2 separate regions of the Homo sapiens genome follow, and region 1 is linked to region 2. Evidence: chromatin loops called from intact Hi-C (ENCODE). Cell type or tissue: endothelial cell of umbilical vein. All regions are shown on one strand. Each heading gives the region's core, and the rest is flanking DNA. Links, peaks and the distances in the headings are about the cores only.

Region 1 (10,777 bases), core at 1,723-9,722, 52 kb after region 2:
GTCTATCCCTATCCCTAAGTCTAAATTTAACAAAAACCAAACAAAATAAAAAGGTACTCCTACTACCTGCTGTCCTCTTTTAGGATGTTCACTGATGGCTTCTCTTCCCCTCCTCTCAGAATTAAGAAGGTTGTGGTATTTAGGATAAAAAATGAGGCAATGTGATGTTTTGGCAAAACCCTTTGATGGCAGGAAACCCTGTTAGCATTTTGATAGAGTGAGTCAGCCATTGAGGCCTTCAGGGGAGTGATAAGAGTGTCCCCAGCATGACACTCCACAACTTGATGGAAATCCGGGGCTTCTTTGTAAGCATAACTGTTTTTCCCAAGAAGTGCAAACTAAAAACACAATGAGGTGGCCCTTTTGGCCTATAACATCGAGAAACATGTTAAAGAAATATAGTGATAATATCTAATATGTGGCAACAACGTGAAAAAATAGACGCTTTCTTTCATGAATGACTGTCAGATATATACATGAAATGCAACTGTTTGGCAGGGAAATTTGATCATAAGGTCTCAAAAGCTTTCAAAGTGCATGTGGTCTTAGCAGCAAGTCTAATGGGACAGTCAGAGAGGTGCACAATATTTTATGAATAAGGATGTTTATCACAGCATTATTTATGGTGCAGGGCGTCTTTAAAGAATCTAAGTGTCCTATAATAGAGGAAGACTTGAAAAGTATGTAAAGGTGTGCATATCACGGGATGCTTACCAGCCATTAACAGTGATCTTGTAAAGTACTTTTTTTTGATAAGTGTCCAATTCAGGATTTTCTCAGCTGCAAGTGACAAGAACTCCATTTGAACTAATTTAAACAGAAAGGTGACTGATGGAAAAGAAGAGCTGAGGCTGTGCGCAGTGGCTCACACCTGTAATCTCAGCACTCTGGGAGGCTGAGGTGGGCAGTTCTCTTAAAACCAGAGTTTGAGACCAGCCTGGGAAACATGGGGAAATCCCGTCTCTACAAAAAAAAAAAAAAAAAAAACACAAAAATTAGCTGGGCCTGGTGGCGCACACCTGGAGTGTCAGCTACTCGGGAGGCTGAGATGGGAGAATCAATTGAGCCTGGGAGGTCGAGGCTGCAGTGAGCCATGATTGTGCCACTGTACTCCGGCCCGGGTGACAGAATGAGACCCTGTCTCAAAAAAAAAAAAAAAAAAGGAATGAAGAGTTGGACCAGCAGGCTTAGGAAGGCAGTTCAAGTGACAGTGGCACTCTATAATAGAACCAGGAACACAGATGGCTTCGGGTCTCCCTCTCCTTTTCTCCTTCTTGTCTCTGCTTCTCCTCCATCTTTAGGCTCACATTCTTGCCTCATTACCCAAGAAGAAAGGATTTCCCCCTCCAAACTCCAGTGTGAAAAATTCCAAGAAAGACTTGATTGGTCTGGCTTGGATGACACATCTACCCTTGGACCAGTCATTGTGGCCAAGTATACGTGTACCACAAGGATCAGCCTAGGTGTATGAGAAATTGCTAAGAACTGAATGTTTATGTCTCCCCCAAATTCACACATTAAAATCCTCACCCCCAATATGATGCTATAAGGAGGGGGAGCCTCAGAGAGGTAATTAAGTCATGGGATTCTTTCCCTTATAAAAGAGTCCCCAGAATGCTTGTCTTTCTGGATACAAGAAGCTGGCCACATGCAACCCGGAAGCCCTCACCAGAACCCAGCCATGCCAGCACCTTAATCTTGGACTTCCAGCCTCCAGAACTGTGAGAAATAAATTTTTATTGTTTATAAGTCAACCAGTCTATGGCACTTTGTTACAGCAGCCCAAACGGACTAAAATACCTACCCTTCCATCAAGTGCTGTGACCAAGGGGCCATGTGGATCTCCTATGAGAGCAGTGGAGTGAATGGAATACCACCGTTGGGGCAACTGAGGAAATTGCTGGAACCAGGGAGCCACCCCCCAATTTGTGTCTCCCACAACATCAGTTGATAATATTATTGGTCAATGCTTTCTTTCCACAGTAGTTGGACCTCTTCTTCTTGTGAGGTTAAAGCACAACTTTGTCTTATTTTATTGCAAGTGAAGGCATTCCTTTGTGACTGTGTGGTTGGGAAATGCTCTGAGATCAACTGGATTGGGGTTATACGCTTGGAGCTCTGTATAACTATTCCCGGCTATACTGTTTGAGTGGGACCAAACAGAATGACCTGCCACCTCTGACCAACGACCGCATCCTCCACAAAACTTAGGGGGTGGGAATTGATTTTGGGAAATAACAATTTACCCATTATATGGAAATCAAGCAGAGCATTTCTAGAGCATACTGATTTTTAACTAACCAGAAAGTGGACTCTACCATGCTATCATCAGAGATGCCACATCTGACATCTGAACCATATACTTTAGAGACAAAGAAAAAATACAACATGGCTCTTTAAAAATCCAAGTTTTCAAGATAATAGAGACAGATGACAATGATGAATGATGGTCATTTTAAACATGTTCCCACAACAATAAAATGCTCTAATTCAGTTAGAGAACAGCCAACAATGTTGCGGGAAGTATTCCGAGTTGAACAATAATGCTGCTTTTGTGGATTTCTTTATTTTACAGATATGGGTATCTGTGGACTCTCATCTACTGGTATTGGGGGATTTAGGGCATTGGTGGAAAATGGATTGGAAAAGAACTCAGAAATTTTATAGAACTCACACATTTTATTTATGAAGAAAGTGGTAGATATGTGGAGACTGCTAGCTGGTGACAGTTTAAAAATCAATTTAAAAAAACTTAAGCTATTCCATCAATGGGCAGAATTCCACAGTTCTCCTAATTTACTGATGCAGCCTCTCCCTTTTGAAAAGTGGCCTACTTATTTGATACCATTTCCCACACTGTTGGATTGGGAGAACTTAAGTAACTTTGCCCCTACAGAATTTCCTCCCAAATGTAAATTCTTGAGAAAACCTAAGCCAATACTGAGCAGATGTGAGAAACGGAACATTGCCCTGGTCTTGATTCCCAGTGTCTTAGCTCTGGGTGTGTAGCTTACGCACTGTTCCATGTCTAGGCTCAAAGAGGCAGAGAAACTAACAAGCCAGGAACTCGGAAGCTCTGTGGGTGATATTTTACCCTTAGGTAACTTAGAACTTTTGCATCTGAATTTTTCCTATCAACTTTTGCAGCTCCATAAAGTTATCCTCTTATTAACAGAAAGGCAACACCTCAGATCCTTCTAGAATCTTGAGTGGAAACAGAGGGAGAAGGAATGTGTGGAATAATTTTGTGAAAGGATAACTTGCTGAAAAATATGATCTTTTTGATATACAGCTCTTTATTCTTTTAAATATTCTCATCAAAGTGATTCACTGAATGAAAAAAATTCATTGAATAAAAAACATTCTACAAACCAAATCAACAAATCTATATAATATTGTTTGCAAGCCAGTTAGTTTGGAAATTTTAGTTCCTACATTTTGTACATGTTTATATTTAGAATTAAAAAATAAATAACCTGGGTAAGTACTGTTTACAAAGACTTGGGCCGAACATTTTATATAAATAAAAATCTATGCATAAAGCTTGTACCTAAAAAGGAAGAGCTCTGTTTCCCAGGCATGACCCTACGAAAGGAGACTATTTTGTGGTAACTTGTCGCTAACAGGTGTTTGCAATTAGATTTTGAAATTTGTGGGTCTGAATATGGAACCTGAAACTGTCAAAGTACAAAGCAAGTACAACTCAGAATCATATTATAGCATCGGAAATGTGTCTAGTTTTCTCGAATTTTTCAGAATCATATGCTTCAGACATCATTACAAATCTAACAGAAAATTGTGTCTTGGTTCCTATATGTATGTGTATCACAAGCCACAATTATAATTCCTCTGTTTCTCACATGGCCAGATCATGCTCTTGTTTCTTGTTTTTTGAATGGCAGAGCAGGGTAACATCAAGTCAATAAGAAAAAAGGAACTTGCAACTATGTAAGAAAGAAACTAAGTGGGTGTTTCTTTGTTGGCAGAATGTCAGCAATTAAGGGTGAAGGAACCCAGCAGGCCTGAGAGAGTGTAATAAAAATAGAAATTATAGATGGAAAGTCTCATTTAAAGAGAAATGACCACCACCACCTCACTTACTAACATACCCTAAAATGTTTTTTATTTTAAAGGCTGAAACAGGAATGTAATCCCAGCACTTTGGGAGGCCAAAGCGAGAGAATTGCTTGAGTCCAGCAGTGTGAAACCAGCCTGGGCAACATAGCAAGACTCTGTCTCTACAGAAAGTTAAAAAAAAAATTGGCCAGGCATAGTGGTACATGTCTGTAGTCCCAGCTACTCAGGAGGCTGAGGCGAAAGGATCGCTTGAGCCTGGTAGGAGGAGGCTGCAGTGAGCTGTGATTTCGCCACTGCACTCCATCCTGGGTGACAAAGAAAGACCCAGTCTCAAATAAGTAAGTAAATAGATAAATAGAGGCTGAAACAAAGCGACTTCATTTCTAATCTTTCACATGATTTTATACTAGTCATGCAGAGAATCTCTTACTGTTGTGTTGGCTCACTCTGCATTTGCAGTGAATTTCTCTTCCAGAACATGCATGAACAGCCAACTCCCCAACCACAGATGGTCTAAATGCACGGTGACTGCCACAGGTATCCACCCACAAGGGCCAAAGCCCCTTGCTGCAATTCCTGCACCCTTTATCTAAGGCGTGGTTGGTTGTTAGGAGGTGGTGGAGAACAGAGTGAAGGGGTGTGTCCTGGTGACGATCCCTGCACAGCTGCAGTGGTTACTGGCAGTGAAAACTGCTGCAGCAAAGGGAGGGAAAGAAGGAAACTGATGGCTCATAGCAATCAATGGATTACTCATCAAAGCTGCCTCATTGCTGGATGGAGGAGGGAGGTGATTATCCAGGATTTTTTTTTTTTCTCCTTAATCTTCCAACTGCTCTTTTGCAAAGCAGCAATCCACATTCTAGTTAGGCATTAATCTCTGCCTGGTTAGTTTGGCCAACTCATAGAGCTGTGGACGGATGCCAATGACTCACTATTACAGGGCCCCACTTTATTTTTATCTGCTCCAGGGCCACAGACTGTAACCTTCAGTACAGTTGATCATCTTGAAAAGGTGCATGTCATTGGAACCTTGAGCAGGAATGAATTCTAGGAAATGTGTAGTTCAGGCCTTTTGCAAAGGAAAGACCCAGTCAACTTCTGTCCAAGATCTGGTGGTTTGGTGGAGTACATCAGAACCAAGACTAGAATCTCCTCCTCATAAATTCCATTGCAGTGCAAACTGTCTTAGGAAAGGCGATTTTTCTAGGTGCTCCAGAGAAAGTTGACTTTTATATTTTTCTTCAAACTTAGAGCAAAGAGAATGACAAATTCAGAGAACTGTCTTTTCTCATCACCCAGTGACAAGGTAACAAGAAGGAAAGTAAAATGGACTCTAACAAGATTACAGTTAGATTTCCTTCTTCCTCATTGCCTTGATACTCTGACATAATTATTGGTTTGGATATTTATTCATTTATTCTTTTGTCAAATATCTGCTGATTTTAAGAAGGTCGTGAAAGACTGAGTTAGATTATTTGGCTCAAGTTTTCTCCTGTGAATTTAATAAGAAAATATAGGGGCCAGATGCAGTGGCTCATGCCTGTAATCCCAGCACTTTGGGAGGCCAAGGCGGGTGGATCACCTGAGGTCACGAGTTCGAGACTAGCCTGGCCAACATAGTGAAACCCCATCTCTACTAAAGATACAAAAAATTAGCTGGGTGTGGTGGCAGGCACCTGTAATCCCAGCTATTCAGGAGGCTGAGACAGGAGAATCACTTGAACCTGGGAGGCAGAGGTTGCAGTGAGCTGAGATCGTGCCTGAGATCGTGAGCGCTCCAGCCTGGGTGACAGGAGTGAAACTGCATCTCAAGAAAAAAAGTAAGAAAAAAGAAAATATAGGGATTGTTGTGAGAAAACATGTTTGCACCTTTTACTAAGGTGCATTTACTAAGTAAATTATTTATTAGGCATCCCCTATAAAGTGAAGACTAATAAAGCCAACGATTGGTAATGTTCTATTTGTTAACTGGTAATGATTATACACAAGGTTGTTCGCTTGGTGGAAAATTCATTAAGCTGAACATTCATGATGTGGACACTTTTCTGAATGTATATTGCACTTCAATTCAAAGTTTTTAAAAGGTGCCAAGTATAGGAAGAAATTAATAGGCACAGCCCTAGTTCCTAAGAAGCTTCTATTTTAATACAATCATCCTACACTATTTATGGAAAACGAAGTCCCAGAGAGTACTGAAGTCTAGAGAGGTCTCACAGCTGGCTTGGGCAGAGCCAGGAGTAGGAGCTGGTCTTCTGGTTTGATATTCTCTTCATTTTGTGTATCCACTCCTTCTCAGGATGAAGTTGTATTCTTTTTTTTTTTTTTGAGACAGGGTCTTGCTCTGTCATCTAGGCTGTAGTGCAGTGCTCCTGGGCTCCAGTGATCTTCTCTTCAGCCTCCCAAGTAGCTGGGACTACAAGCGAACACAACCACACACCCAGCTAATTTATTATTATTATTATTATTATTAATTTATAGGGCTGGGTCTTGCTAACCTCCCCAGGCTGGTCTCAAACTTCTGGGCTCAAGTGATTCTCCTGCCTCAGCCTCGCAAAGGGCTGGGATTACAGCTGTGAGCTACTGCACCGAGCTGGAGTTCTATTCTAAGAACTGTATTTGAAGAGGGTCACTGAGAAAAAAAGTATCACTTTATTCCTTCTTGGCCTTGTTCTATTCTTTCTAAACTGTAAACTGAAAATTTTAGTCTTTCTTTGGGCTAACTAAACTGTAAAGCACTAAAATTTAACAGAGGTAGCTTGTGTGGATGAAATTTATCTGATGGGAACAAAGGGAGTTGTTTCAGTACCGGCCCTGAGTGGGCTGCACATTTATACCACTAAGATTCTCTTTCATCTAAAATGTAATACACACACACACACACACACACACACACACACAAGGAATCTCAGACTTGCAAATATTCTTATTATGAAGCTGACAAAAGCTAGTCTGTGGGAATGACCCACTTGTGAGGAGCAGGTCACATTAATGTATATCTTTATTGAGATGTCCCCCCTCAAAGACATCTGCACAATCATGCATTTCCATCAGGTGTAAAGTACGAAAGGGCTCCTGCAAGTCTTCGAGTAGGTGTGCTAGTCTTTGGGACAGCATGTCAGGGAGGCAGGCAAGTCTGCTACATGGAAGCCTGGGGACACTTCAGCCCCGTGAACTTGTCACCTTCAATGCCACCTCTTGGATCACCTGGCTCCCTGACTTAAGGTTCCAGAGCCTTCTCTTCTAGAAACACCTTAAGAATACATCTGAACTTCTAGGGATCTCTAAGAATCCTGGAAAAGAGACTAAGCCATGGTTTAGAGAGACCACTCTTATTTGTTCCTTTACCTATGCTACTGATCCTGTCCATGTGCCCCTCTTCACCAGCCTGACACCTTCTGTGGATTTCATCCCAAATTCTATCCTCCACCTTCAACCCCATTTCATATTCCCTAGTCAATCCCTTCCATAGTGTCAATTTCCACCTTATGCCAACGACTCCTCCTTTCACTTTTATCTCTTATCAAGATATCTCTACAGTACCAAGGTTCATCTTCCTAATGTCCTGCTGGAAGTCTCCACATGGGTGTGCCATGGGTCCTTCAAGTCATTATGTACAAAAGTCTATGCTAGCCAGGTGTGGTGTCACATGCCTGTAATCCCAGCACTTTGGAAGGCCGAGGTGGGTGGATCACTTGAGCGCAGGAGTTTTAAACCAGCCTGGACAACATGAAGACCCTTTGTGTCTAGAAGTACAAAAAAAAAAAAAATTAGCCAGGCACAGTGGTGTGCACCTGTAGTCCCAGCTACTTAGGAGTCAGAGGTGGGCGGATTGCTTGAGCCTGGGAGATTGAGACTACAGTGAGTCGAGACCATGCCACTGCCCTTTAGCCTGGGCAACATAGTGAAACCCTGTCTCAAGAATTTTTTTTTTTTTTTTTTTTTTTTTTAGACAGTCTCACTCTGTCGCCAGGATGGAGTGCAGTGACACGATCTCGGCTCACTGCAACCTCCGACTCCCTGGTTCAAGCAATTCTTCTGCCTCAGTCTCCCGAGTAGCTGGGATTGCAGGCACGTGCCACCACTTCCAGCTAATTTTTGTATTTTTAGTAGAGACAGGGTTTTGCCATGTTGGCCAAAAGGTCTCCTGACCTTTTGATCCACCTGCCTCGGCCTCCCAAAGTGTTGGGATTACAAGGGTGAGCCACCTTGCCAAGCCAAGAAATTTTTTAAAAGTGTCTTGTCTGCCATCTTTATCTTTCCTGCTGGATGGTTTCTTTCTCTTCTCTTCCTTATCTCAGTGATGGCACATTATCCATCATATGCCCAAGCTGGAAACCACAAGTCTCTTCCTTTTATCAACTGTATTCCATCAGTTATCTATTAATTTAATCACCTAGAGGAACTAGTAGTTATTGATTACTTATTTAATAATATTTTGAGGTCTCATTCATTCTTTCTAATTATTTTTTGTACCCATTTGCAATCCCCGCTCCCTCCTCTCACCACTCCCCTTCCCAGCCTCTGGTAACCATCCTTCTACTCTCTATCTCCATGAGTTCAATTGTTTTAATTTTTAGCTCCCACCAATAAGTGAGAACATGCAAAGTTTGTCTTTCTGTGCCTGGCTTGTTTCACTTCACAGAGTGTCCTCCAGTGCCATCCATGTTGCAAATGATAGGATGTCCAGGCTGTTCTTTGTAGATCTGGTCCTGTCACCTCCCATGCATGGCGTGCTCCTTCCATCCCAGATCAGGCTTCCTCCTGTAATCTTGGGCAACTATAGACATTGCTTTCTCAATGCTTTCTCATTGCTTTCTCTGACTCCCCATCTCCTCTTGGCTGTGTAGAGAGCCCCACTCCACGTTCCTAACTCAGCTGAAAAAGCCTCTGCCTCTGTCTCCATGCTTTGTGCTTGTGCTTCACTATGGTTCTGATCACACTGCAAGCGCCAGCTACTCTCTGAGGTCAAGATACCCCTGGACCCCCAGCTTACGAGGACTCTGATATATGGAATATGAAGAAATAGTAAGAATTACAAAAACATGGTGTCATTTGAATGCTTACATCACACACACCCACACACACACAGTCCCAGACACAGAGGGAGTATGCTGATATATGAACAAATGACTTGTATGAATGAATGAATGGATGTGCCTTACCATGTGGAACAAAGAGCACTCCCTTGAAAAATGGACAGAATGTAGATCACACAAAAGCTGTCTTTAATTGCTTGATATCTGTGGCATTTCTGCTAAGGGACCAGTTAACTGGAACGTTTTTACTTATCAAGGAAATAAAAAGGAGATTGCTATAAGACCTCATTTCACAGGAGCAACTGTGGCCACGAAGCCCATGTGTAGGTTTTCCTCACCTGCTCTCGAGAGCTGGCTTGAGGGCTCTGAGCTACCTGCTCCCGTGTGAGCATCACAATCTTTGGTTCTAAAAGGCACAGGGCCAAAGAGGGGAGAAATGGACAAGCTGTCAGGAGGCTGTGGCACTGTTATTGGCTTTACTGTTAGTTCGTCTTTCTTTATATGTTTGGAATATAGGCATATCATTATATACATTTAGCATATAAAGCAACTTATGTTTTACTTTCCTGAATATAAAAGTCATATGAACACGTTACAGAAAAATGAGATAGTATAGATAAGTATAAAAATGGGGCCAGGTGCGGTGGCTCACACCTGTAATCCTAGCAATTTAGGAAGCTGTGGCTAGAGATTCGCTTGAGCCCAGGAGTCAGACACTGCACTGAGCTATGATCGCACCTCTGCACTCCAACTTGGGCAAGGGAGCTAGACCCTGTCTCTAAAAAAAAAATGAAGTAAAAATGGAAAATTACTCAGGAAATGAGGACTAACAGTGACTTGTATGAATTAGAATTTCTGTAGAATAAAAGTATTCACCTTAGGCTGGGTGTGGTGGCTCATGCCTGTAATCCCAGCACTTTCGGAGGCTGAGGCGGGTGGATCACTTGAGGTCAGGAGTTCGAGACCAGCATGGTCAACATGGTGAAACCCCATCTCTACTAAAAAATATAAAAATTAGCTGGGTGTGGTGGCGCACGCCTGTAGTCCCCATTACTCGGGAGGCTGAGGTGGGAGAATCACTTGAACCCGGGAGATGGAGGTTGCAGTAAGCTGAGATCACGCCACTGCATTCTGGCCTGGGCAACAGAGTGAGACTCTGTCTCAAAAAAATAAAAATCAAAATCAAGTATTCATCTTAAATCACTTCAAGGCAAATTCCTCAGAAAACATCTGTGGAAATAGCAACATAATCGTTTTTGGCATTTGTACACTTCATTTGAGTTCTGAATATCCTGGGTAGCTTCACTAACACTATTAAAGAAGTTACATTCTTTTAAATGTAATGTGTTATACATTTATTGTTAGAATAAAAAAATTGGAATAATTGTTTTCTTTCTTTTACTTTCTGTCCTTTTTTATTTTAAAACTACAAGTTCATTTCAAAGTGAAGTATTCTAACTCATATAAATAGAGAACACAGAATAAAAGACTATTTCATTCTAGGGCTAGGCAACAAAATGGCATGACCTTTGTCCTAAGAGTTTGATTTTCAGTAAAATTTCTTTATAAAGTTTTCTAGCAACCAAGTGTTTGGAACATTAAAATGTGGGAAAATTTTACTTGAGGGCAACACTGCTTTCTAGGATATGGTCCAAGACATTTAA
Region 2 (10,777 bases), core at 1,619-9,618:
TTTTTAGAGACAAGGTCTTGCTCTGTTGCCCAGGCTGTAGTGCAATGGTGTGATCATAGCTCACTGCAGCCTCAAACTCCTGGGGTCAAGCAATCCTCCCACCTCAGCCCCCTGAAGCTGAGACTACAGGTACGTGCCACCACCCCTGGATAACTATATATATATATTTTTATATTTTTGTAGATATAGGGTCTTGCTATGTTGCCCAGGTTGGTCTTAAACTCCTGGCCTCAAGTGATTATCCCACCTCAGCTTCCCAAAGACAGGCGTGAGCCACCCCAACCCCCACCCCCATCAACAAGGAATACACTTTCTCTGGTTTATGTGGCTGTTCTCTACAGCAAATAAAAACTCGCAAGTCTCTTGCATCTTTCCCCCCACACCCCCGAGGTGAGTTCACAGGAATCTCCCATCTTTAAAAAGCCTTCTGGCTATGATTGTATATGTCTTCTTCTCTTCACAGCCAGGCTTCTTGAGTGACCTTCACACCTTCCTCACTCACAGCTTACTTTCTACTCAACCCTCACTAGGCTCTGGACACAAAGAAGGTCACAGTAACATTAGTTCAGGCTTCTTTCTCCCTCTTGGGCAGTGTAGGGCTTCAGTGCCCCACCCTATCTTAAAAAGCCACTCCCTCCTGGCTGAGAAATTGCAAAAACCTATCTCTTCTGAGAGGACTAGAAAGAGACTCTCTTTTTAGGAAAAGGCACCTCTTCCTCAGGGCTGATGCAGTCGTGAGCCAGGGTCCACGGGTTGGCAAGTGAAGTGTGGGCTCTCCTTGGTTTGATGTCTTTGTGAGGGCACCAGCAGTGCGGGCTGCACAACCTGATGCTGTAGCTGGGTTCCTGGGGTGCTCTGAGCTTTCTGGAACTTGTCCATCAACATTCCTCTCATGTGGGCTCTGGTCTCCTTGCGGATGTCTGTGGCTCATGACGCTTCTGGAGGGTGGCATCTTGGGAAGCGCCCATTCCAGTCCACAGTGCTTCCCAAATTGCAGAGCCCTTGGGGTGCTAGCACGGAGCTACTTTCCTGCTTCTTCCCACCCCAAAGCTTCCCCGTGCTCCTCAATGAAATGTGAAGAACAGCTGGCCTGTCAGCTCCACTATGCAGCACAAAGATAACCATGAATGCAGCTCTTTAGGCTGGTGTCTTAGTCTTCCTCTTTGCACCGGGCTCAGAAGCCATCATGGGTGTATGACTGGCCAAGAAATAATGCAGCCCTCTCCATGCACACCCTCTTCCTATTTCTGCACACCTCCCCTCAGCAGCGTGCAAAGGCCCCTCTTGAGATCCCCTTCTTCCCTTCCTGAAACTGGCTTGTTGTTAGCTCTCAATTGTCATCTTGGGATCCAAAGGAGCTTCACGATTGCAAAGTCAGTAAAACTCCCAAATGCTAAGTTTGCCCAAATTAGTCAGATAACTGGGTGGAGAGCGTGGTTTGGGGTTTCAACTTCCTAGAACACACTACCTCTATGACAAAAGGGAGGGCATATTTCCATGACACCCGGTCTCTGGATGTGGAATAGCCTGCTTTTTCTCTCCATTGGGAAGACACAAGTTGATTTCACAGAAGGCTGAGCAAATGCCTGACTGTGCTCTGAAAGGCTGTTTTCACAGTCTCAGAAGGCCTGAAACATGGCAAGCCATCTTATACGCAAAGATTAAACAAGGTATGTCGGGATTTGACTATTTGCCATTTACATCTAGGGGGTCCGTGGGTCAAAAATGAGTACATTCCAGTCCCTGTAAGAAAGGACCAATTTATAATGAGGGGTTCTAATTTGTTTGGAAAATCCCAAAATATTACTAATTATGTTGATTATAACTGATTCCAAACTTCCCAGTGAAATACACACACACGCGCGCACACGCACACACACACACATACACACACGCACACGCACACACACATACACACACACACACATACACATTTTCCCCCTTACAAATCAGCTTTGGAACACTAAATTAATAATGGATTTGTTATTAATCAAGTAATAAGTTTTGCATTTTTGGTTTAGAGTGAATAAACTCAGTGATATTAACTAGACATGAGTTTTGCAAGAGAAAAGGAAATACTATTTTTCCCAAGATGACTTTCTTGGCTATCACTGTCAAAATATTGTCTGGTAGGAAAAAACTGCAAGCATGATTAAACTTCTTGCATATTTAGTGAATTTTCAGCATTAACTATACAAGTCCTCACAATCTTGTGAGGTAGATCAATCTCCTTTCTAATTTGAATAAACAGACTGTCCTCAGAAAGGATACTGATGCTTACTAAAATTCAACGTTTTTAAGAAAACATTTTCATATTGCATACTTATGGATAATTTTACACTTAAAACCAAATGTGTGCCTGGATTTTTCTAGGTCCTCTGACATAAACATGGCATTGTGAAAAAAAAGCTATATTCAGAGTGTTAATTTTGGTATTTCAAGAAATTCGTCAGTCAGACACAATTATAAATCTAAGCTTGGGTACCAATGCTTCTGTGAAACAAAGCTAGAAGAGATTCCTTTTGCAGACTTATCCCTTGGGATATTTGGGTGTGGCTTGTTTTCTTCTCTGACCGAAACAAAGATATGCAGGAAAATCTTCTTTTACAACTAAAATTCCTTGTTCTCACAAACGAGCTTGAGGAAAAAAAAAAGCAGCAGATCTAGCCCAGCTTAATCATTTGCTTCTACTAGTGCATATATTGGATTTAATCCAAGTTAACAAAAATAAAGCCGCAGGATAGATACATGCAGTCGTATATTTAAGCTACTGACTCACATACATGTTAATGTCTGAAAGTATTTAAAAAATATGGAGGCGGAAGAAAAACAGTAAGAAGTGATAAAACATAACAAGTTTTCTTATTCTTTATTAGTTTAAAGGAAGCTAGAACCTAATAACAATACGCCACATACGGTTCAGAACCAAACAAAAGCTGCTTAGTTATTTATTTTGCATTTGCATTTTGTAGGAAGTGAGAAAAAAACAGCTCTATTGGGACTCAAGTTTATTTTCAATTAAAATCCCCATAAATTAGGAAATGTCTTATAAAACGGAGAAATTGGAAAAAAATGTTATTCAGAAAAAAACTTTCTTGAGTGTGCTTGTTTCCTGTAGCACCTTGGATTTTGTGATCAGTCTTTTAAAGATATTTTTTAAAAAATTCAACCTCTGTCTTCACATTTAGGACAGGGCATAACAGTGTCTTGTCCTTTCATGCAAATAAGAGGAAAAATTTATACTTGCTTAGTTTCGAGCATTGAAAGCACTCGCCCCTAATTCTGCCATTTGCTCATGTCCCACATGAATAAAAGGATACAGCTTAGAAACCAGGGCCTTGCTGCTATTGTATTTTTTTCTAATTAAAATTCAGAGTATTAAACACAGTTGAGTACATCCATGCATACATGACATACCGTCATCACATACCGGAAGCTCCAATCAAGAGCCCCGAGCAAAGCTCGTTTCATAACATCATTAAGATTCATTGTACACTGCGTTTCAGAAAGGCTTTGTCAAAGCAGATAATAATGGCCTGTCAGAAATGCACAAACAGAAATTTATATTAAATTGTCCTTTCCCTCCTTTTAAAATATGGGAATCTATTAATAGCTGCATTCCCGGTATAGGGGACTCAAGTCTTCAGTTAAAAAAAAGTCCCCAGCTTCTTAATATTGTAAGCTTATTACCAAAATAAGAGTATAAAAAGTTAAGTGAAAAATATTTGAGTAACTAGGTGGGGGTATTCCTGGGAATACTAATCAAATATAATGACTGTATCAAAACAAAGGAAGGCGGAGCTCAGGAGTGTGAAGGTAGATAGCATTGCTGAGTCACAAGGCGGAGTGTTTAATTTGGAACAAGTCAAATAAAAGCACTGCTTTCTTTTCCTTAGGAACCTTTGATACTCTTTATATTAACCTCAGAAAAGAAAGCTCTCTCATTTGAACATTTTTTTCTTTTATATCCTGCTGAGTGAAGATGCCTGGGGGGACAAACTTGACAGCTGGCTTCCCAAGTACAGGCGTAAATATGATGCTATCTGGGACTTTAGTGGTGAGAATTCATGTCTTTAGACTCGATATTTTTCTTTACCGTGCTCATTGATGACGCATATGTGCTGAAACAATAAAGGATTTAAACGCATCAGTTTCTTAACAAAATATGAGACACAGAAAAGGTGATGCAGTAATAACCGAATGCCATCCTGTAATTGGCTATTGATCATTTAAATAGAAATGTGTGTATTTATATGTGTGGGTAAAATCTAAAGAGACCCATTCAAGTGCTTGACAAAAGGTCCTTTGTGGTTTAGTTTGGAGATTCCTATTCTGAATCCGGCTCCCCAGGTCCCTAAAACCCAGAAATGCTGAGGGAGCTGTATGTTTAGCCCTGCTAGAAACAGAAGTCTCCTACTGGTAAGATGACAACTGCTTGGGTGAATGGAGAAATAACAGTGGCAAGCACAACATGGGCTCTTATTCAACCCTTTTTGGGCAACAAGCAAAGGGTTAGGAATATTTTGATTGAAAGCAACAGAAATGGGGCCAGGCTAATGTAAGCAAAAAAGGAGGATTTGGATGGGCTCAGTGGCCCCTGTCTGTAATCCCAGTACTTTGGGAGGCTGAGGTGGGAGCATGATTTGAAGCCAGGAGTTCAAGACCAGCCTGGACAGCATACGAAGACCCCATCTCTACAGCAAGTAAAAATATTAGCTAGGCATAGTGGCGTGTGCCTGTAGTCCCAGCTACTCAGGAGGCTGAGGCGGGAGGATCGCTTGAGCCTGGGAGTTCAAGGCTGCAGTGAGCTATGATTGCGTCACTGCACTCTAGCCTAGGTGAGACTGTGGAGTGAGACCCTGTGTCTTTAAAGAGGGGGGAGGGGGAATTTATTGGTGGAATACTGGGGTAGCTCTCAGAATCCAAGGATGAGCTGGGCAATGAAGCAACTAGAAGGCAGGAACAAGGGCAGCTCCAGAGACTTTCACCCATGGTGCTATGGATACTCTCTGGGGGCACTGCTATCCTAGTGGTTGAAGTCTGAACACACTCAGTCTCTGTGACTTTTGGTTTAAATTTCTAATTCCCAGGACAGAGAGACTGATTGGTCCACTATGGGTAAGTTGTCTACCTCTAGATCATGCAGTGTTGGTCAGGGTCACACAGCTGGGGTCCACACTGGGGGTCCACGTCTGTGTGGTGAGATCATTTCCCCCAAAGAGGGAAGAGTTATGAGCTGCATGCCACTGTAATTGAAACCTGCTAGAGTTCAAGCACTGACACAAACCAGTGTATAGAATATTGGCTATTGTTATGGTTGGTTGGGCACAGTCAATGACTATGGAGAAGAATCAGTGTCAAACCATAGTTCTGCTTTTAGCTTCCTATTTCTTTAGTACAAAATAGAGATAATCATAATTTGCCTCTATCATCCTGATACCTACCCTGCAGAATAGTAGTGGGAGTTAATTGGGAGTATGGATGCAATGTGCTCACCATACTCCTGACATAGAAGATACTCAATCAATAGCAGACATCACTAACACGCATTCAATACTTTTTTAAATTGTTAAGTTCTTATAAAAAGGGCGGTTAGGGATTTGCATGCAAGACTTACATTCAGATCTCTGAAGTATTCATTGTAATCTAAGGCATATCCCACCACAAATAAGTTTGGAATCTCAAATCCAGCATCTTAGCAGACAGAGAAAGAGAAAAAAAAAAAGGAACAAAATTTAGATTATATAAATGCAAGTCACCATATGCTGCTGTCGCCACTCAAACTTGAGGACCTTTCATTGAGGCAGGAGGGAGTGAGAAATGGTGAGAAATGCACACGATGAGCCCAAGAGGGACCTGGACCCGAAGGACTACTCGGGAGGAAGGAGGCAAGGCAAACAAGCCAACCTACAATGAAGAATGACTGATCTAGCATACAGAGTTGAGAAAGGGCTCAGGAAGCCTGGTGCATAACAAGAAATATGCATAATTGAGTCACGTGGCCCTGGTGTTCTAAAGCAAGCAGTATGCAGTGATACGATGCCAAAGGAAACACTCTCAACAACACAAAGGAAAGTTCAAGCAGAAGGCGTTACGACGCTGCATTATGTGAACAGGTGCGCGGGCCACAGCAACTAGAAAGCAATTCTCCCGCTGTACTCAGTGTCTTGGCTGTTTAAAGGGCTGGAAAGCAAAAGCCAGGACACAAGATGAAAGGCAACGGGATTGTTCAACTTGAGGAAGAGAATGTGGAGGTTGCATTAATGCTGGTCTTTGGGTTCATGATGCAGAGGATATTAATGAGCTCCCTACTGAGGGCAGAATGAGAGGAAATGGATTTAAGCACAGTGCAAGGTACTTATGAAAAGCAAAAGAAGATTCATTGAAAAGATGATGATTTTTTGTCAGAAAGGATTCTTTTTTTTTTTCTGAGACCGAGTCTCGCGATCTTGGCTTACTGCAGCCTCCACCACCAGGGTTCAAGCCATTCTCCTGCCTCAGTTTCCCGAGTAGCTGGGAAGACAGACGTGTGCCACCATGCCAGGCTAATTTTTGTAGTTTTAGTAGAGATGGGGTTTCACCATGTTGGCCAGGCCAGTCTCGAACTCTTGACCTCAAGTGATCCATCCGCCTCAGTCTCCCAAAGTGCTGGGATTACAGGCATGGGCCACTGAACCTGGCTATTTTTTGAGAAAGGATCTCACTCTGTTGTCCAGGCGTGTGATCATGGCTCACGGCAGCCTCTACCTCCACAGGCTCAGGAGATCCTCTCACCTCAGCCTCCTGAGTAGCTGGGACTACAGGCATGCAAAACTACGCCTGGCTAATACTTATTGGAGAGAATTCTTAAGGAACAGACAATAGCTCTCCTTCTTCAGAAGTCTTGAAACAGAATAAAGGTGCACTGGTCCAGTGATTTTCAAACTTGTTTCAGTGTTTTGGAATCTTACAGGTTTGTTTATTACAGTATTATAGATGAGAGATTTATTTGCTTACTTTTAATGGAAGTGTACTTGGGTACAGCCAGTGGGCTTATAGCCTGGGCAAAGTCATCTCCACAGTGACTATGACCAACGATGCTTTCACAAGAAGAAAACGACTGGTTCATGCTCATAGAAAGTACTGGAGGTACTTATTTTCTAGGGGGTTACATTATGGAGTCCCTTGCTAGGAAAATAAGTACTAGAGGTGAGGGACTTATTTTCTAGGGGGTTGCATTATGGAGTCCCTTGCTAGGAAGCCTGCTTGATTCCTCCAAACTGCAGAGTTTCTTGAAAAAAAGAGTAAGAGAGGAGAAGCAAGAGCAGAAGAGGTCAGAAGTTACATTGAGGAGAAAAGAAAGAATCAATCAGGAGAAAGGAACGCAAAGTACAAAGCCTCATAAATCCAGAGAGAAAGAAGGAACAGAGATTCTGAGCTAGCTAAAAGAATATGAAGCCGGGTGCGCACCTGCAGTCCCAGCTATTCAAGAGGCTGAGGCAGGAAGATCATTCGAGGCCAGGAGTTTGAGACCAGCCTAGGCAACAAAGTGAGATCCCATCTCAAAAAGAAAAAAAAAAGGTAAGGTGCAGTGGCTCACGCCTGTAATCCCAGCACTTTGAGAGGCTTAGGTGGGTGGATCACCTGAGGTCAGGAGTCCAAGACCAGCCTGGCCAACATGGTGAAACCCCATCTCTACTAAAAATACAAAAATTAGCCAGGTGTGGTGGTACCTGTAGTCCCAGCTACTTGGGAGGCTGAGGCAGGAGAATCACTTGAACCTGGGAGGCAGAAGTTGCAGTGAGCCAAGATCACGCCACTGCACTGGGCGACAGAGTCAGATTCCGTCTCAAATAATAATAATAATAATATGAGCAAATCCCAAGAAACCCTGTTTGTAACCAGGGTTATAATAATGACTTTATAGGGAGCAATGCAATCCTTCCATTAGGCAGGGCAACTCACACTGGGAAAATGAGAGCCCAAAGCCTATTTAGAAGGCCAAAACTTGAGATGTCATAGAATAAAAGGATGATGGATCAGCAGGACAATCATGAATCAGAGTGACCTATCCTTAGCTGGTAAATGCAGGCAGCTCCTACACTTACATTTGCAATAGCAGATGTTACTTGCAGATGTAGTGGAAGAGTCAGGGCAGTGACTGAAACCAGATTGCCTGGGCTTAATATTGGCCTGACACTCATGGCTACATGACTTTGGCAAGCTATTTAAGCTTGCTGTGCTCAATTTCCTCATCTGTAAAATAGGTACAACAACAGCTCCTACCTTTAGAGAGCTATTGTGTGGATGAAATGAGCTAATCTCTGTATAGCTCTTAGAATAGTGCATGGCACATCACGACCTCTTCCTAGTGTTAGCTGCTATTATTTTATTGCTGTTATTATAAGTGATATAAGAAATTTGTCATTGAAGTGAATGTTTTTCAACTTCAGTTAAAATCTTATTTATACACTGAGTATCCTGTACTATTTCCTTAGACAATTTCTGCTTAGTAACCGCATGCAACCTTGACTACATCCAGATTATACCTTTGATAATAGTAATAGATGAGAACATGCGATTGGGTCTCTCTGCCCAGAACTGACATGGTCCAGAGTTAACACATCCAGCACAGGCATGAAACTTGTTTTCAGAATGTAGAGTCACTGGCTAAATGTCGCTGGCATGTCACCCATCCATACTGCACTTCTCTTTCGCTAATGTTTGTTCAGCTTGCTGAAGAGAACTGTAGCCAAATTATCCCAGGAGCTTTGGAGCAAATGTAAGTTATAAAAATCAAGCTGAAGTCTGCCTATGCAAGTGAAAAAAAATCGCCTCTAGTGTTAGAATAATAAATAATTAGGCTGCGTGTTTATCCTTCTTGGTGTTAGAACTAGGCTTATTATGGGGAGAAGGGAGGAGAGTGTCCTAGATGAGGAAGCCCTAGAGAACACACATCTGAAGTCAAGTGTGAAGATGGTATCTAGAGATACCTGCTCTGCTAATTCTCTGTGTTACGGAGCTTTGGTTTGGAGGTGAAGGGGAGCTGTCTTAGATTTCCCCTTCTGTGCGTTACAATTCAGGCTTGCTAAAGGTCACCATTGTGCGTTGTCTGGTAATAGTTCCGGATGATGGCATAAGAATCCCTCTAAACCTCCATAGCACCTCTCCTTGTCTGACTGGTGAGAATAGAGGCCAAGGCGGGGATCCTATGTGTCTGAGTCAGTCCAGCGGGATCAGGTCTTCCTCTACTCCCTGAAACTTTTCAGCTGACTTCTCTGTAGTTAAGGTGCTGTGTGAAACATACAAATAAAAATACCCAATGCACGGAACAGAGTTCCTGTGAAAGATGCAAATTAGAACATTGAAGACCCTCATTTTGAAGGGTTCTGTTTTCCCTATCAAGGTGGGGGAGATCATGAGGAATCCGTGGGACTATCAGCCCTACACAGTTTCAAATCCACATGCAATGCTGTCAAATAGGAAACCAAAGATTCTTAAACATAAAATGAAACACCATAAGCACAAAACAAACAAACAAACAAACAAAAAACTGAAAAACACTTACAGTCAGGTCTAAAGCCGTCACTTCTGGATGTTCTCTTCACCAACAAACTACCATTAAAAAAGACATGCTTTAGTGAACCCAATCAAATCTCTATGAATTGTAAATAGAATCAAGCATCATTAAAAGATGTACTTGAAATACATATTTTGCTACTGTGGCACTATATAGATGGTTCTGGATAAAAAGAAGACAGCAGGTCAGGCACAGTGCTTACATCTGTAATCCCAGTGCTTTGGGAGGACAAGGTGGGAGGATCACTTGAGCCCAGAGTTCAAGACCAGTCTGGGCAACATAGCGAGACCCCTGTCTCTACAAAAAATTAAAAAATTTAGCTGGGTGTGGTGGCACCTGCCTGTAGTCCCAGCTACTTGGGAGGCTGAGGTGGGAGGATTGTTGTAGCCCAGGAGTTGAAGGCTGCAGTGAGCCTTGATTGCACTATTGCACTCCAGCCTAGGTGACAGAAAGAGACCCTGTCTCAAAAAGCAGATAAAATATAAAAAAACTTTTTAAAAAGGTAGCTGTCAGCCAGGCACAGTAGCTCATGCTTGTAATTCCAGCACTTTGGGAGGCCAAATCACTTGAGCTCATAAGTTTGAGACCAGCCTGGCCAACATGGTGAAAACCCATCTTTACTAAAAATACAAAAATTGGCTGGGCATGGTGGTACGTGTCTGCAGTCTCAGCTACATGGGAGTCTGAAGCAAGAGAATTGCTCGAACCCGGGAGGGTGAAGTTGCAGTGAGCTGAGATTGTACCACTGCACTCCAGCCTGGGTGACAGAGCAAGACTCCGTCTCAAAAAAAAAAAAAAAAAAAAAAAAAAAAGGTAGCTGTCCTAGCTACTCAGGAGGCTGAGGTGGGAGGATCACTTGAGCCCAGAAGTTTGAGGCTGCAGTGAGTTATGATCACACTACTGCCCTCCAGCTTGGGCTGGGCGACAGAGCAAGACCCTGTCTCATATTAAAGAATAAAAAAGAAAAAAAAAAAGGGCCGGGTGCAGTGGCTCGTGCCTGTAATCCTAGCACTTTGGGAGGCTGAGGCAGGCAGATCACTTGAGGTCAGGAGTTCCAGACCAGCCTGGCCAACATGGTGAAACCCCATCTCTGCTAAAAATACAAAAAATTAGCTGGGTGCAGTGGCAGGCGCCTGTAGTCCCAGCTACTCGGGAAGCTGAGGCATCAGAATTGTTTGAACCCAGGGGGTGGAGGTTGCAGTGAGCCGAGATTGTGCT

Evidence for each region. Hi-C counts contacts between places; a loop is a spot of excess contacts. Peaks named below come from ENCODE experiments on the same cell type or tissue, not always from the same donor. Only the 100,000 strongest peaks of a DNase experiment are listed, where the experiment ranks them.
Region 1: a loop joins it to region 2, with 3.0 times the contacts of the local background. A loop is called at or near these places in 5 of 110 quality-filtered maps.

The regions. Positions count from the first base shown.
Region 1 is chr10:24,897,320-24,908,096 of GRCh38, forward strand. The region is part of intron 3 of PRTFDC1 (phosphoribosyl transferase domain containing 1); the gene reads right to left. Among named protein-coding and RNA genes, the nearest start is that of PRTFDC1, 50 kb to the right of the region's middle. In endothelial cell of umbilical vein, for the core only: no CTCF peak of the experiment used is centred there; a DNase peak (open chromatin) is centred at 4,882.
Region 2 is chr10:24,845,771-24,856,547 of GRCh38, forward strand. It overlaps PRTFDC1 (phosphoribosyl transferase domain containing 1), which reads right to left. Exons shown (of 9, transcript NM_020200.7): 7 at 9,548-9,594; 8 at 5,618-5,694; 9 at 2,844-4,121. The coding sequence ends at 4,074. Among named protein-coding and RNA genes, the nearest start is that of PRTFDC1, 100 kb to the right of the region's middle. In endothelial cell of umbilical vein, for the core only: no CTCF peak of the experiment used is centred there; DNase peaks (open chromatin) are centred at 3,931, 6,021 and 8,691; H3K27ac peaks cover 2,202 bases.